Regions from separate parts of the Homo sapiens genome. Here regions 1 and 3 are each linked to region 2. The links are chromatin contacts, found by Hi-C or POLR2A ChIA-PET in ENCODE. All regions are on one chromosome and are shown on one strand. The core of a region is the stretch at or near the end of the contact, and the rest is flanking DNA. Distances in the headings are between cores, read along the strand shown.

The links. A loop is a pair of places that touch in the nucleus more often than their neighbours do. ChIA-PET counts read pairs that join two places held with the same protein, here RNA polymerase II (POLR2A). Pooled maps may share reads with other maps.
Region 1: a loop to region 2 is called in a pooled map, with 3 times the contacts of the local background. The contact joins two enhancer-like sites. A Hi-C loop is called at or near these places in 3 of 168 maps with a recorded cell type or tissue (CD14-positive monocyte, Calu3 and esophagus squamous epithelium), 7 of 37 single-sample maps with no recorded cell type and 11 of 50 pooled maps. POLR2A ChIA-PET finds 5 or more read pairs at or near these places in 10 of 52 experiments (A549, B cell, BJ and 6 more).
Region 3: a map of mammary epithelial cell shows a loop between it and region 2 (11-fold over the local background). The contact joins two enhancer-like sites. A Hi-C loop is called at or near these places in 57 of 168 maps with a recorded cell type or tissue (A673, CD14-positive monocyte, CD4-positive, alpha-beta T cell and 33 more), 35 of 37 single-sample maps with no recorded cell type and 42 of 50 pooled maps. POLR2A ChIA-PET finds 5 or more read pairs at or near these places in 2 of 52 experiments (A549 and IMR-90).

The regions. Positions count from the first base shown.
Region 1 is chr2:28,411,956-28,415,005 of GRCh38, reverse strand. FOSL2 (FOS like 2, AP-1 transcription factor subunit) reads right to left here. Exons shown (of 4, transcript NM_005253.4): 4 at 1-3,050. The coding sequence ends at 2,558. Among named protein-coding and RNA genes, the nearest start is that of FOSL2-AS1, 19 kb to the right of the region's middle. RefSeq lists enhancers at 756-1,360, 1,361-1,965. Within about 2 kb of position 1,330, at least 12 of the 41 ENCODE cell types and tissues checked have a DNase peak (open chromatin) inside an H3K27ac peak, as active enhancers do.
Region 2 is chr2:27,751,479-27,754,610 of GRCh38, reverse strand. No RefSeq gene overlaps it. Among named protein-coding and RNA genes, the nearest start is that of MRPL33, 19 kb to the left of the region's middle. RefSeq lists an enhancer at 1,373-1,991. Within about 2 kb of position 1,574, at least 10 of the 41 ENCODE cell types and tissues checked have a DNase peak (open chromatin) inside an H3K27ac peak, as active enhancers do; they include mammary epithelial cell, where a contact is called at or near this core.
Region 3 is chr2:28,452,419-28,455,607 of GRCh38, reverse strand. No RefSeq gene overlaps it. Among named protein-coding and RNA genes, the nearest start is that of PLB1, 42 kb to the left of the region's middle. RefSeq lists an enhancer at 2,851-3,189. Within about 2 kb of position 1,552, at least 2 of the 41 ENCODE cell types and tissues checked have a DNase peak (open chromatin) inside an H3K27ac peak, as active enhancers do; they include mammary epithelial cell, where a contact is called at or near this core.

The DNA of each region.
Region 1 (3,050 bases), core at 81-2,580, 660 kb before region 2:
GCAAGCCATAAGGAAGTAAAACTCAGGATATGCTCACGACTTAGGTGTGAATATTCAGTCTTCCCCAAATCAAATCACCTCTGACTTTGGGGAAGCTGAACGACCTCCTATGACAAAGCCTGGGGGTCTTCACAGGGCACGTAGCTCAGAGTCCTCTTACAGTCCTGTGTGTTGGCTGGACGTTTGCCTTCTGCTGGTCCCAACACCAACACAGCTTGAAATCTGAACTGAAGCCAAGTTGTGCCTCAGGAATTTGTCCAGCCTGGCCACAAATCAGGCTGTGACCTGCACGGGGATCTTTGCTGCACAAAGTGGGGTATAAGGGGGCTTTTAGAAATAAAAGACAAGAAAGCAGCTTCATTTAAGAAATATCTATATGCACAAAAAAGAAAATAGCTCCCACTTGGCTACAAATACCACTTGAGATGATTACCCCTGTGAGAGCTGAGTGCACCCCAGTTTTCTTTGCCCATCTCCTGCTACTCCTGGCTCATTCTGCTGCTTGGATTCATCTCAAGCCAGAAACCCAACTGCCCAATCTTCTTAGAAGGGTCCCTCCCAGAGCCCCTGGGAAATCGGGAGAGGGGCATCACAGCCAAGGGATGCAGGAAATAACATTTTTAAAGTATTTTAAACAAAATCCTTTTTCTTTGAAACCCTCCTTTCTGCATCACTTGTACAGGTCACTTCCAGTCCCACTGGCCCATGTACTTTAAGCATACGGCTGTTCCACTCTGTGTGTCTAGTGCACGAAAACAGGTCATGTTCATGAAATAACATGCGAGGGAACAGCTGTGTGAATGTGTCACTGCTTTCTCCACGGGGGATCTTAATTATCTTTCAAACGAGGATACTGTGACCTCTAGAGCTGAATCCCCAGCAGCAGAGTCTTTGCAGAGCACAAGCCCCGCAGAGGCTGGTTCTGGCCAGGAGCTACTCCCTGGATTCCTGTCAAGGCCCTGCTGGACAAGAAACTCAGCAGGAGCCATACCCTGGGGAGAAAAGGCTCAGAGGGGTGGGCAGCAGGGACCCTGCTGAGCTGTGCTCCTGCTGGAGGCCAGGGGGACCCTTCCCCAACCCCGTGAAAGGGGGCAGCTCTCCTGCAGTGGGAAGCAAAACATCCTATCTCCAATTCCAGCAGCCAGAAAGATTCAACAGACAACCAGGAATGGCGCATGAGCCACAAGCCACAGCGACAGCTCAGGCCAGCTGTTCACAGCTTGCTTGCTGCCTGGGCCAGAAGAGTGCACTGGGGTGGGGACAGGGGAGTGTAAAAGAGAAAGCACTTGATCCAGCAGGTGGCAGATGACCACAGAGGGCAGGAAAGGCCCGGTGCCCTGCGGGGAGGTGAGCAGCCAGGACAGGCTGAGCGGGTGCTGGGGCAGCAGCTGCTGCAGACGCCACTCCAGTGACGGCCTCCCGCCTCCCTCCCCTGCCTCTCCATCCTCAGCAAATGCTTCTTTGAGGCTTGGGGAGGGGCTGCCTGGCAGCATCTGGGGAAGGTCCAGGCCCACGCTCATTAAATCTCTGTGGGTGGCGTCACCCTGAGAGCCAGGGTGGGGGAAAGGCGGAGCCCGGCAGGGACTTGGAGTATAATGTGTGGCTCCTAGGGAGGGACGCCTCCCTGGTCCGGAGAGAAGGGTCCAGGGGCAGAATGGCAAGGCAGTAATTACAGGAGACGCCCTACTCAAGACACCAGGTGAAGGGAAGCTGGCTAGGACACCCGTGTGGCTTTGTTGGCATGCTTCCTGGCCTGGTAATTAGGCGTTTGGCAAACCCAACCTGTGCCCCACTGTCTCACTCACACCCTGTCTTCTGGCCAAGCCGTTCCTCCAGAAGCCGTCTCCGAAGGTGGGCAGGAAGGGTCCTCTGAGCCTCCCAGTGATGGCAGCATCTCCTTGAGAGCTCAGGGAGCCCCGCTGGGAGTTCTGGAGATGATGACTGGGAGGCGTCAGGGTAGGGAAGGCTCTGTATTGCACTTTGTCCCCTTCTGGACAAGTCAGCCCCAGCAGAAGAGCCACCTGCTGCCCCATCTCCAGAAATGAAGAGCTTTAATATTCAGACCACCCAGATGAAATGTCATGGCAAATTTGATAAAAACCAAGAGGGAGTGAAACTGACGCTGGGGGAGGAAAGGGTCAAGTCGAGGGAAGGTGAAACCAAAAGGCACTGAGCATGCGTGGTGGGGCAGGGAAGGACACCATCACTCCAGAGACAGTATGGTAACAAAGGGACAGGAATGGTCCAGGCCAGCTTCAGGCTCTTCAGAAGCCAGAGAGATGTCCAAGTCTACCAAACCGAGTTCTCCAAGGCTTTTCAAGAAATGGGATTTGCTTGCAAGATGAATGAGGGAGGAGGTCCCATGGCTTCTAAGAGATCAACCCAAGTCTTCCAATACTCACTGCTAAGTCCCACCTGGGTCCCCCAGAGCCAGGAAGCTCCCTGGTGGCAGGTCCCCCTCTTGCCCTCACGGCCCTGGAGCGCTTGAAGGTGCTGGTCCCTGGGAAGGAGGAGCGAGGAGGACCCCCTCCGGAGCTGGGGAGGGAGGTGCACTGGGTTACAGAGCCAGCAGAGTGGGGGAGTTCAAGGAGTCTGATGATTGGTCCCCGCTGCTACTGCTTCTGCGGTGAGCCTTGGAGCAGGATTCGGAGGGAGATGCGGGTGACTCCTGCTCCAGGACGCTAGGATAGGTGAAGACGAGGTTCGAGGTGCCCGGAGTGACAGCAGGTGTGGAGGTCACCACGATGGGGGTGTGCAGGGGCTCCTCACCGTAGAAGCCCCCAGCAATGCTGATGGGCTTGATGACAGAGCGCTGGGCCTTGTCCAGCCCCGCCGACGAGGACGAGGGGCTGTCCTCTTCCAGGGGCTCCTGTTTCACCACTACAGCGCCCACCGAGCCACCCCCACTGCGCATGGGCTGCAGCCCAGGGGCTGGGGGCGATCGGCGCTCCTCGGGGCTAATCTTGCACACTGGGCCGTGAGCCACCAACATGAACTCCAGCTTCTCCTTCTCCTTCTGCAGCTCAGCAATCTCCTTCTGCAGGCCTGAC
Region 2 (3,132 bases), core at 325-2,824:
CTGTTTTCATTCCATCCTTGGCACAGACAACATATTACTCCAAAGGAGAGCTGAATAACAGAATTTAAAGGGAAATTAGAGATGAGAACATTTAGTCATCATCCTCATTTTACAGATGAGAAAACTGAGGCCCAGGGAGGTTAAACATTAAATAATGTGCTCCAAATCACTCAACCAATAATTGCAGAACTGGCAGGACTAGAACTCTGCCGCCTAATTCCCAGTTCATGCATTTTCTTGCCTTCTGCTGTGCCTGACAGGTTCCCAGTGGTGAAAGTCGGCCTTGGAGCGCCCTCCCATGGCTGTGGACAGCTACTGGAGCAGCTGTGGCACAGGCCAGTGTTAACTTGAGGATAGAATGACCTGCAGGGCTGGTTGAAACAGATTGCTGGGCCCCACCCTTGGAGTTTTGGGTTGTCTAACAAGTCCCCAGGGGACGCTGACCTACTGATTCAAAGACCACTTACTCAGAAACTCAGATGTAGATAAAAGATTTTGCAGCCAGAATACCTGGTTTCAGGTCCCAGCTCTGCCATCCAAGTGCTGATACCTTGAACATGGTACTTAATCTCTTAGCATCTCGATCTCTTTATTTTATGATGGCAACAATAACAACCACCCATAGGGTTAATGTGTAAAATAAATAAATCAGATGTAAAATACCTGAGAAGTGACATGCTGATGCTGTGTGAATATACAGATTCACAAATATGTGACCTTTGTCTGGAGAGATGCCACTGGAGGCCAGGGAATGTCCACAGAGACAAAAGCATTCTCTTAATGCTACTCAAAATTACAATAAATCCAGAAGAAATTGTGTTTATCCTGCCACAAATACTGGCTGAGGAATTACGAGGGCCTGGCACTGTGCTGTACACCACATTTGCAAAGGTGAATGACAGTCCCTGCCCTGGAGGAACAACTAGAAGGAAGATAAACATGTAAATTCTAATAATTACCCTAATCCCAGATGAGCCAGGGAAGGAACCCTGTGCCTAGAGCACAGAGCATCCCACCCTGTCTGAGAAGTCAAGCAAGGCTTTGAAAAAGAACCTGACTTTTGAGTAGGGTCTTGAAGGATGAATAGGAGTTCTTTAAGAAGAGAAGTGGTAGGGGGCACTCCAGGCAAAGGAAACAGCATATGCAAAGTAGTCACGGAAGCATGAAAATGCATAATATTTTCAAGGAAATCGCACGTGGTTCTATGTAACTGGAGCTCAGTGGGTCTGGGAAAAGGACTGGCAAAAAAGGCTAAGAAGTTTGGGCCATGCCGGGCACGCGGGTGGCTGAGGCAGGAGAATGCTGTGAACCTGGGAGGCGGAGCTTGCAGTGAGCCGAGATCGCGCCACTGCACTCCAGCCTGGGCGACAGAGCGAGACTCCATCTCAAAAAAAAAAAAAGAAGTTTCGGCCTGACTGTAACCTGGTGGGAAGCCATTGGAAGACACCCGACGAGGATTCCCTGAAAAAATTCTTAATGAGTCCCTAAGGCAAAGATTTCCAAGCCAAGCGCTTCACCACATACCCTCAGCGGCCCCAGTGCCTGAGAGCCTCCCCTGCCAGGAAGCCTAGCCCAGAAACGCCTCCCGAAACGGGTAGTGGCCCTGGGGAAGAAGCTTCCCTGGAAGGCACAAGCAGTAAACGGGCAGCCTCTTACCTCTTACCTTCATCAGATACTGGCGGGAGGCACCCTCCTGGCAGATTTCTTCATCCCCCTCTCCTTCTGTGGGTGTGGAGTCACTGGGAGAACAAAGGGATGTTATCTGTAGCTAATAAGTTATGGGAGGGGGAGGGAGCTGTAGGCGCCTGTGGGGGTGGGGAAATGAGTCCTGAGCAGCTCTGATGCAATCCAGAAAGAGGCAGGTGCAAGCCTGCACCTGGGAAGCAAACCCCCTGCCTCCCCAAAGTACACAGAGATTTGAAGCTGGAAGAGGCACCTCCAAGACTTGCCCGTGATCCCACAGCTAGCTGACGCCTGGCCCCCTCTCCCCACATCTGACTCCACGATAAAAGGTCTCAGTCTTGGAAAAACTGGCGGTTGCTGTGTTCATTGACCTCACTCCCTCTTCCTGAGTCTCTCCTGCAGCCTTCCCTTCCCAGCCCAGTCCCTGACCCTCTTTCAGACTCAGCCTTTGGTTTCCAAACAGGTATAGAATGTGGTGTGCAAAAAATGGCCTCCGCTATTTTTGAAAAAAGCAATGGCAAGAAAAAAAGAGCAAACTGCTATTCTGAGCCACATGGGCTTGGGGTTTTGATTCCAATTTCTTTGTCTCCGGTGGAGGTGGAAGCAACTTGCTCTTGTGGGAATAATCCCTTTTGTTTTTAGGAAAAGATTTTAATAGGTCTTTGGGTTATGCAAGGATAAAACGTGAACCTTTTCTGGAAAGGAGACAGTGCAATGCAGGACAACGTGAGGCCACAGGCTCCTCTTAGTCACTGTAAAATGTGGCTTTCTTTGAGAGAGAATGGCATCTCTGCAGAGGTTATGGGGAGTTTTGTTAAAGCTGTGCTTGGAGAACTTAAGAGAGGGGCTTGGGCTGGGCATGGTGGCTCACACCTATAATCCCAACAATTTGGAAGGCCGAGACGGGCGGATCGCTTGAGGTCAGGAGTTCGAGACCAGCCTGGCCAACATGGTGAAACCCTGTCTCTACTAAAAATACAAAAAAATTAGCTGAGTGTGGTGGCAGGAGCCTGTAATCCTAGCTACTCGGGAGACTGAGGCAGAAGAATCGCTTTAACCCAGGAGGTGGAGATAGCAGTGAGCTGAGATGGCGCCACTGCACTCCAGCCTGGGTGACAGAGTAAGACTTCATCTCAAAAAAAAAAAAAAAAAAAAAAAGAGAGGGGTCTGTTTCTGCAGTGGGCACCAGCAGGATTGAGCTGGTGACTGGCAGGGAGGACACCCAGGATGTGTGTGAATTCTCAGGAGTCCTTGCAAACAAGGGGAGAGGAAACCCAGGCAGGGCCGAGCTGTGCTGTTCCCGTTTGGTGACTGAAGGGACTGTGAGTGTGAAGGCAGGTGACAGGAGGATGGGTGGGGGTTGTGTCCTATTCCTCTCTCTGGCAGGGCTACCAAGGGCATCCACGCCAGTTCAACAACCCACTGAGCTCTTCCTAAAAGGACTACAAA
Region 3 (3,189 bases), core at 303-2,802, 700 kb before region 2:
CAACCCCAGTGTTACAAAGCTCTTTCAGCTTTGCTGTCCGCAGACAGCATGTGTTAACCAGCTCAATGGACCCTCTGCCTTTTCGCAAGGGCAGAGGGCCAGTGTGACAGCTCTCTGTATCACAAGCTCTTATCCAGCATCCCGGAAAAACTGGGTCACACATGGGCTTGAAGGATGAATGCGAGGTTTTATTGAATGGTAGAGGTAGCTTTCAGTGGGACGGATGAGGAGCCAGAAGGGGGGTATGGAGTAGGAAGGTGATCTTCCCCTGGAGTCAGGAGCCCAGCAGCCGGACTCCTCTCTGACCGTCCCCAGTCAAACTCCTCTCCATGTTCAGATGTTCCTCCTCCTCTCTCTTTCTCTACTGCATCGTTCCACTGTCCGTCTGCTGGTCTGCTGGCTTGCTCGTCTGTTTCTGAAGCCTGGGGTTCAGGGTTTATATGGGTGCAGGATAGGGGGTGTGGCAGGCCAAAAGGCAACTTTTTCCGCTCAAAAACAGGAATGCCTGTCCTCATTTAGGGCCGTGGGTCTTCAGGCTTGAGGGTGGGGCCTTTGCCAGGAGCCACCCTCTTCTACCCAGTATTTCCCTGTCTCCTGTCCGTATCACCAGGCCATCTGGATGAGTACTTATGGAGAGAGTTCCTAGCAGCTTAGGATGTTGCTTCACCTTGCAGACTTGAGTTTGCAGATGCCAGAGAGAGGTTGGAATGTGTGCTAAGTAGATTGGGGTATGTGAAAGTCTCTCCCCTAGAAGGTCAGCCGTAAGGAGGCAGGGATCTTGTGTTTTATTGATTTTTATGGCCCAAGAGTCTAGAACAGTGCCTGGCACCAAGGAGGCTCAACGAATAGTTATGAAATGAGCACAGGAGGAATGCTGGACACGTCATTGACAGTCAGAACATGAACTTCCATTCTTGGGTGAGTGTCGTGTGGTATGGAAACAGCAATAATAATGCCTTCCATTAGTGGAGCCCTCTGTAAGGTGTTTACACACACATCATCTCATTTGATCCTCATGACAACCCCATGAGATAAGTACCATTAAGTGTTATTATCCCCAATTTACAGATGAGATAACTGCGGCTCAAAGAGTTCAACCTGCCTGAGGCCACATAGCTGGTAAATGGCAGAGCCTGATCTTGAACCCAGGATTTTCTCGCCCTAGACCCAATGCTCTTATCTGCCTGTGTGTTGCTGGTCATGCAAAGCTCTGAGTGTGAGCAGCAGCTGGAAGCCTCACATGAGAGCCAAGGCCCTGAGGAGAGCCACCGTGGAGCAGACAGAAGAGCTACCTGTGACTGAGCCCAGGCCTGCTGTGCACACGGAGGCTGCCAGAGCTCTCAGCAGCAGGGGCTGGGTGAGAAGCAGGAGAGGCGGGTGAGCTGGGCCAGGCCCCTCTCAGCTCCAACAGTGGCCAAGTGCCCCTCTCGGGGAGCTCCTGAAGAGACCGCAGGGCCTCACGTAGGCACCGCCACCCTCAGGCCCAGACATGCATGGCTCCAAGCGGGCCCTTCACAGGGCACAGATGATGCCAAGGATGTGGGCAAACTGGTTTGAGGAACACAAAAACCAACTCAGAGTTTTCTCCCTTTCCTCAACAAGGCACCAGACCTGGCTTGTCACACCCCATGCCAAAGAGAAGTCTTCAAAGTGGTGTTTGCTTAGCCCCCACATCCTCCTGACTTTGCCAAAGTCCCTTATGTCTCCCTGAATCATACCTATGCACACGCACATGCACGCGCGCGCACACACATACACACACACACACACGGTGCCCAGGCCACCCCAGGCTCCTTTCCCTGGGAGCCCTCGAGCTGAGCCCTGGCCCACCTCTGTCCACAGCAATCCTTCGCACTCATCCTGCAGGCTCTTCTCTCTGCTGTCTGTTCCAAAGGCGCCTTCCCTCTTCTATACTCCAGAGCCTGCCCCAGGCCCTCCGCCCTGGTTCTGGCCATGGGGGCTTTCCACTAGATTTATCTGTACAGGTGACCGCTCCCCGTGTAGCCGCCAGCTCCCTGAGGGTGGGGCTCAGGTCCCTGTGCTGGGACCCACCTGGTCTAGGGGTCACAACCGCTGGCCACCCTGCATCAGGCCCTGTCAGGGAGCCCTGGGAGTCAGTAGTTTAGCAAACCTGTCTGGGGCCTTCCCCCTAGAAGCCACGGGGGCAGTCATGAAGAAATGGAGGGTGAAGGTGGGTGAGGCCAGGACAGGTGGCGGTCCACACACTTGCTGTGTTAGTCATCAAGGGCACCCAGCAGGGCAGAGGTCATCCCTAAAGCTGTGGCGAAGGGGATGGGTGGGGAGAAGGAGACAACGCATGCCAGGGAAAAGGCATCATGTCAAAACATCTTGCTGGAAAGGCAGTTTTCCTTCCAAACTCCCCAACAAGACCCGAAACGGTAAGTGGAAGGATGTCTTGATTAATCTCAGGCTGACGTTTTGCATTTGCTCTTGCAGCCAACACACACCGAGCCATCAAATCACCCTCCTGCTCCGTGCCAGACTCCGAACATGGAGTCCTCATTCCTGCCTCAGCAGCACTGGACAGAGCTTCTCTGTCCTCCCCCCTGGAAACGAGCCCCCAGCACAGGACCAAACAGATCATTGCTTCTACCTAGTGGAGCTAATAGCTGTTCATTGACCACATAGTCACTGGTCCCCTACTCTCCCAGCCCCTTGCTAAGCACGTCACATGCATTATCTCATTTACAAATGGGGTGGTTCCCAGAGATGGTTCTGGGGACCACAGTGGAGTGGGGAGGGGGCACTTCTGACCTGAGTGGAGTGAAAAGACAGCTGGCCCAGTCTCTTTTTGCGTCTGCTGCCCAGCATCATTGTCAACAGAGTCCACCTCATGCTTAGGAATGGCCCGGTTTGGAAGGTCAATTCTAGGTTCAGAGATTGGCCCAAGGCACCCTGTACCTGAGAGGGGCAGACACTAGAGGGCGCAAGGGAGCTGCGCTTGGTGGCCCAGGCTCAGGGATGTCAACTGGGCTGCAGCCTTGGGGCAAGGGCTATCTGCAGAGAGTGGAGGTGGGAGGCAGGTGGGGGGAGCGGGGGAGAGTGCCTAACCCTGCTCCCTCACAGAGCCCTTGCCCAGACCCAGCCCTAGCCCACATCCTCTCACCTCCATCAATCGCCCAGCAGGAGCCTGACCGGCCTGGGAACACAAGAGGGAAAAAGAGGTTC